2 separate regions of the Homo sapiens genome follow, and region 2 is linked to region 1. Evidence: chromatin contacts called from ENCODE Hi-C or POLR2A ChIA-PET data. All regions are on one chromosome and are shown on one strand. Each heading gives the region's core, a stretch centred on a gene start or an enhancer-like site at or near the end of the contact. The rest is flanking DNA. Distances are from core to core; before and after follow the strand shown.

What was found. A loop is a pair of places that touch in the nucleus more often than their neighbours do. ChIA-PET counts read pairs that join two places held with the same protein, here RNA polymerase II (POLR2A). Pooled maps may share reads with other maps.
Region 2: a loop to region 1 is called in a pooled map, with 2.0 times the contacts of the local background. The contact joins the enhancer-like site here to the promoter of MMP23B in region 1. A Hi-C loop is called at or near these places in 1 of 50 pooled maps. POLR2A ChIA-PET finds 5 or more read pairs at or near these places in 2 of 52 experiments (H1 and activated B cell).

The regions. Positions count from the first base shown.
Region 1 is chr1:1,630,913-1,633,612 of GRCh38, forward strand. It overlaps MMP23B (matrix metallopeptidase 23B), which reads left to right and starts at 1,261. Exons shown (of 8, transcript NM_006983.2): 1 at 1,261-1,462; 2 at 1,871-2,001; 3 at 2,069-2,208; 4 at 2,276-2,443. The coding sequence starts at 1,307. It overlaps LOC124903821 (a long non-coding RNA gene), which reads right to left and starts at 874. Exons shown (of 3, transcript XR_007065352.1): 1 at 733-874. RefSeq lists an enhancer at 1,968-2,700.
Region 2 is chr1:1,840,414-1,843,113 of GRCh38, forward strand. All of the region lies in intron 1 of GNB1 (G protein subunit beta 1), which reads right to left. Among named protein-coding and RNA genes, the nearest start is that of GNB1, 49 kb to the right of the region's middle. RefSeq lists an enhancer at 1,109-1,168. Within about 2 kb of position 1,363, at least 3 of the 41 ENCODE cell types and tissues checked have a DNase peak (open chromatin) inside an H3K27ac peak, as active enhancers do.

The sequences.
Region 1 (2,700 bases), core at 11-2,510:
GGGGCCCGACACTCCCCAGGGCTGTGGGGTCCCGTCCCAGCAGGGAGTTAGTTGGGGGGCGTCCCAGGCAGGGTCTGGGGGCCGGGCGCACGCAGGCGGGGTGACGAGCTGGGGGGGCGGGGGGCGGTGTCGGAGCAAATACGGCGGCCAGGCCCAGCCTCTCGCGCTTTCCAAGAACCGCCCGCGGCCGCCGCCAGCTGCTTGGCGCTGACCCCGTTGGCCGGGCTGCCGTCACCCTGGGCCCGACGCCGGCGCGGAAAACGGGGAGGGACGAGACAGACACAGGCCGGTCTGGCTCGGAATCTCCTGCTCCTCTGCCCAATCCCCCACCCCCGCCCCGCGGGACGCCGGTGCCCGGTCTCGGTCCCAGCCCAGAGCCGCTCGCGCCTGGACGCCGGCCGCCCCGTCGAACCTTTGGGTCTCCGAGCTCCCCGCCCCCGCCCCCAATCAGGACCGGTCCAGACCTCCAGGCCCGGCGCTTAGCTCCGTTTCCCGTCCCTCCCGTCTCCCTCTCCCCTTTGCTGGGGCCTAGCCGGGGATTTAGGAGCCACACACCCTCCACCTCACGCGCTACCCTCCACGGGGCTTCCCGCAGCCAGGGCCCGCCCCTTCCCGGCTCCCCGGGAGACCCTGGCAAGTTCCCTCCCTCCGCCCCGCAACCTGGCACCCTCCGCGGCCCTTGCCTACCCACGCACCCCCTCCCCGCCTCCCCCTCCACCGCCCCATACTCACTGCCACGTCCCCATCCGGCCATCCCCTCCCAGCTCTCGGGGACACTGTCAGGCGAGCGACGCGTCTCCTGCGGCCCAGCTCAGCTGCCTGGGCCAGGATGGAGACTCCGCTCATGTGGGGCTCAGGGGTTTTTTGAGGATTCCATTTGGGAAAAAAGCCACCAGATCACTCACTGCCCAGCAGTGGGGGCTTGGGGACCCCCACTGCTACCCTTTCCTAAGCGGGAGCCCTGGCGCTGCCCTTCCCGGGCTGCCTGGGGCCCTCTTCGCTCCCCCCTCCGAGGACCCCGCCCAGCAGGCCATGCCCAGGCCTCTGCCCCTGGCCCACGGGACGCGGGTCCCCATGCCCCCGGCTGGAGACAGCAGGCAGCTCGGCCAACGGACGGGCCAGCTGGTTCCCTTCAGGGGCAGCCTTGCCCCCTCTCCCGCCCCGTCTCCCTCCCCCCCACCACACCGGGCTGTAACCCGAGCCGCCGAGCCACTGCCTCCCCTCCGGATCCTCCCCGGAGGCTCTGCGGCCCGGGCCCCCGCGCCTTGCTGCCCCATGCAGCCCTGAGCCCCACAGCAAGTCTGCCATGGGCCGCGGGGCCCGTGTCCCCTCGGAGGCCCCGGGGGCAGGCGTCGAGCGCCGCTGGCTTGGAGCCGCGCTGGTCGCCCTGTGCCTCCTCCCCGCGCTGGTGCTGCTGGCCCGGCTGGGGGCCCCGGCGGTGCCGGCCTGGAGCGCAGCGCAGGTGAGCGGCGGGGGGGAGGCCAGGTGCCGGGTTGGGGGGGTCCTCACGTCTGTGGGTCTGGTCTATCGGGGGGCCCGCAGGACGTGTGCGGGGTGTGCGGGGTGTTTGAGGGTCCGGATGTGCGTCCCGAGGTCGGAGGGTTGGACGCCCCTGTGTCCAGTTGTTGGGAGGGGTGGGAGGCCTCGCCCTGCTGTTCAGCCCCTTCCCCTCCACTGGGCCGCGTTCCCAGGGACGTGCAACAGGGCGCTCAGGTTAGGAGACCCGAAACCACAGGCAGACAGGACCCGCCACGCCCGCTCCCAGCCCTGGGCACCCCCACCCCCGTTTCCTTCCAGTCCATTTTCCGCGGCAGTTTTTGGTCCTGGGGACCGTCACCGATGCCTCCCACGCACGCTTTCTTCCCTGAAGGGAGACGTCGCTGCGCTGGGCCTCTCGGCGGTCCCCCCCACCCGGGTCCCGGGCCCACTGGCCCCCCGCAGACGCCGCTACACGCTGACTCCAGCCAGGCTGCGCTGGGACCACTTCAACCTCACCTACAGGTGCGCCCTGGCTGGGCCCCGGGGGAGGGGGCGCGGCCGGCGCCCGCTGAGCTCACTCTCCCTGCAGGATCCTCTCCTTCCCGCGGAACCTGCTGAGCCCGCGGGAGACGCGGCGGGCCCTAGCTGCCGCCTTCCGCATGTGGAGCGACGTGTCCCCCTTCAGCTTCCGCGAGGTGGCCCCCGAGCAGCCCAGCGACCTCCGGATAGGTGGGCGCCCGCCCCCGCCCCGGCCCGGCCCTGCGCGCCCGGCCTCTCAGCCCCGTGCTCCCCCCAGGCTTCTACCCGATCAACCACACGGACTGCCTGGTCTCCGCGCTGCACCACTGCTTCGACGGCCCCACGGGGGAGCTGGCCCACGCCTTCTTCCCCCCGCACGGCGGCATCCACTTCGACGACAGCGAGTACTGGGTCCTGGGCCCCACGCGCTACAGCTGGAAGAAAGGTGACCGTCCAGGCTGGCCTCCTGGAGGCCTCTCCTCTGCAGCACAGTGGGCTGCCGCGGTCGGGCTTTGGGGCAGACGGCAGGAGGGACCTTCCGGGGTGGTGGCTGCCACTGGAGTCTAGCAGGCAAGGAGGGGAGCCCGTGGGAGCCCCCATCCCGGCAGCCCTGAACTCCCTTTCCCATCCCCCTGCGCCTCTGGAGCGGGAGCTGGAGCTGCATTCCTGGGGGCCGAGCTCACCGCCTGGGCCCAGAACATT
Region 2 (2,700 bases), core at 113-2,612, 210 kb after region 1:
GCTACTCAGGAAGCTGAGGCAGGAGAATTGCTTGAACACAGGAGGCGGAGATTGCAGTGAGCCGAGATCGTGCCGCTGCACTCCAGCCTGGGTGACAGTGCGAGACTCTGTCTCAAAACACACACGCACACACACACACAGACACAACACTAATACAATTCAACAAATTCTGAAGATTAATTTAATCCAGACTTTGCCTGTTTGGCATGACAGTGGAGAGCATTTCATCTGAATCTCAAGGAAGCCACTAAATAACTACTTTGTGAGTCCTGGCAAGTCTATGTTGGGACACTTCCAATCCCTCCCTCTGTCCCTCTCCTGCTGACACGGTCCCATCCAGTGCCTGGCCCTGGTGCCCAGGAAGGTGGCTTGAATGGTGACAGAGATCACAAGAGAGGTTTCTGACTCCTCTTGACATACTTCTGGTGGAATGAAAATATGTCCAATTCTAGATTTCTTCTGATTTCAGAACATTTATTGTATTTTTTTTATTTTTGAGACAGCAGTCTCGCTCTGTCACCAGGCTGGAGTGCAGTGGTATCATCTCAGTTCACTGGAACCTCCGACTCACTGGTTCGAGTGATTCTCCTGCCTCAGCCTCTTGAGTAGCTGCGATTATAGGCACATGCCACCACTCCCAGCCAATTTTTATATTTTTAGTAGAGACGGGTTTTCACCATATTGGTCAGTATGGTCTCGATCTCCTGACCTCGTGATCTGCCCACCTCGGCCTCCCAAAGTGCTGGGATTACAGGCGTGAGCCACTGCACATGGCCACATTTATTAATTTTTTGAGACAGATTCTCACTCTGTCACCCTGGCTGGAGTGCAGTGGCATGATCTTGGCTCACTGCAACCTCTGCATCCCAGGTTCCAGCGATTTTCCTGCCTCAGCCTCCTGAGTAGCTGGGATTACAGGCACACGCCATGCCTTTTATTATTTATTAGTAGAGATGGGGTTTCACTATGTTGGCCAGGCTGGTCTCAAACTCCTGACCTCAGGTAATCCGCCTGTTTCAGCCTCCGAAAGTGTTGGGATTACAGGCCTGAGCCACTGAGCCTGGCCTGATTTCAGAACATTTAAAGATGCTTCTGTAATCGCTCCCTCAAATTAAACTATGTGAAAAGACCACTTGTGGAGGCTTCACAGGTCACCACCTGCCTATTAATTCAGTGTCTTGTGAGTCTGCAAACTCACATGCACACATCTAGTCTGGAGTCAGTAGATGAATCAACAAACTGAAATATCTCCCAGTTGAACTGTGAATTCTAATTCATTTACTTAAAGTAGTTTCGTTTTGCAATTATGCTGCTTATGTACAAGCAAGCACGTACTTTTCCGGCAGTAAAAATGAGTGTGGAAGGAAAACAGTTTGGCAGTTCCTCAAAAAATTAAACACAGAATTACCCCATAACCCAGCAATTCTACTCCTAGGTATATTCCCAAAAGAACTGAAAGCAGGGATTCAATGCATGTACACATTATGTTCTTAGCAGCAGTACTCAGCAGCCAGAAGGTGGAGACAGCCCAAATACCCACTGAGCATGAATGGATGAATAAAATGTGGTCTATCCAAACAATTGAATATTATTCAGCTATAAAGATAAAGGAGGCCGAGCGTGGTGGCTCACGCCTGTAATCCCAGCACTTTGGGAAGGTGAGGCGGGTGGATCACCTGAGGTCAGGAGTTCAAGACCAACCTGGCCACCTCGTCTCTATTAAAAATACAAAAATTGCCAGGCACGGTGGCTCACGCCTGTAATCCCAGCACTCTGGGAGGCCAAGGCGGGCAGATCACAAGGTCAGCAGATTGAGACCATCCTGGCTAACACGGTGAAACCCCATCTCTACTAAAAATACAAAAAATTAGCCGGGCATGGTGGCGGGCGTCTGTAGTCCCAGCTACTCTGGAGGCTGAGGCAGGAGAATGCCATGAACCCAGGAGGTAGGGCTTGCAGTGAGCCAAGGTTGCACCCCTGCACTCCAGCCTGGGCGGGGTGACAGAGTGAGACTCCATCTCAAAAAAAAAAAAAAAAGAAGTCCTGGTCCTGTCTCTGCTAGAACACAGACAAACCTCACAAATATGCTAAGTGACAGATGCCATACACAAAAAGCCACATATATACAACCCCATTTACATGAAATATCCGGAACACACAAATCCAAAGAGACAGAATGCAGTGGTTGCCAGGGGCTGCATGTGTCTGCGTGTGCATGCACATGTGTGTGCAGTGGACAATTATTTAATGGGTACAGGGTTTCCTTTTGAGGTGATGAAAATGTCATGGAATTAGCTAGAGACGGTGGTTGCAACACATTGTAAATGTACTAAACGGCACCGAATCATTCACTTTAAAATGGTTTATGTTATGTGAATTTCACCTCAGAAAAAAAGTTGGGTGTGAAAAGGCACACAGGAGTAAACAGTGAATGATGCAAACTACCCCAGACTTCAGGAAGCGAAGCCTCGCTCCGGGGCAGGGTCCTATGAGCATACCCGAAAAGTGCCACCAAATCAAGTTTCAAAGCATGGGTCTCAACCTCAGCACAATGAACATTTTAGGCAGGGGTGTGTGTGTGTCCCCAGGAGGATATCTGGCAGCATGCCAGTAGTGCTCCTTTCCCCAGCTGTAACAGCCACCTGGCATCCCGAGAGGCAATACTGACCCCAGTTGAGAACTCTTCAACTGTCACAATTA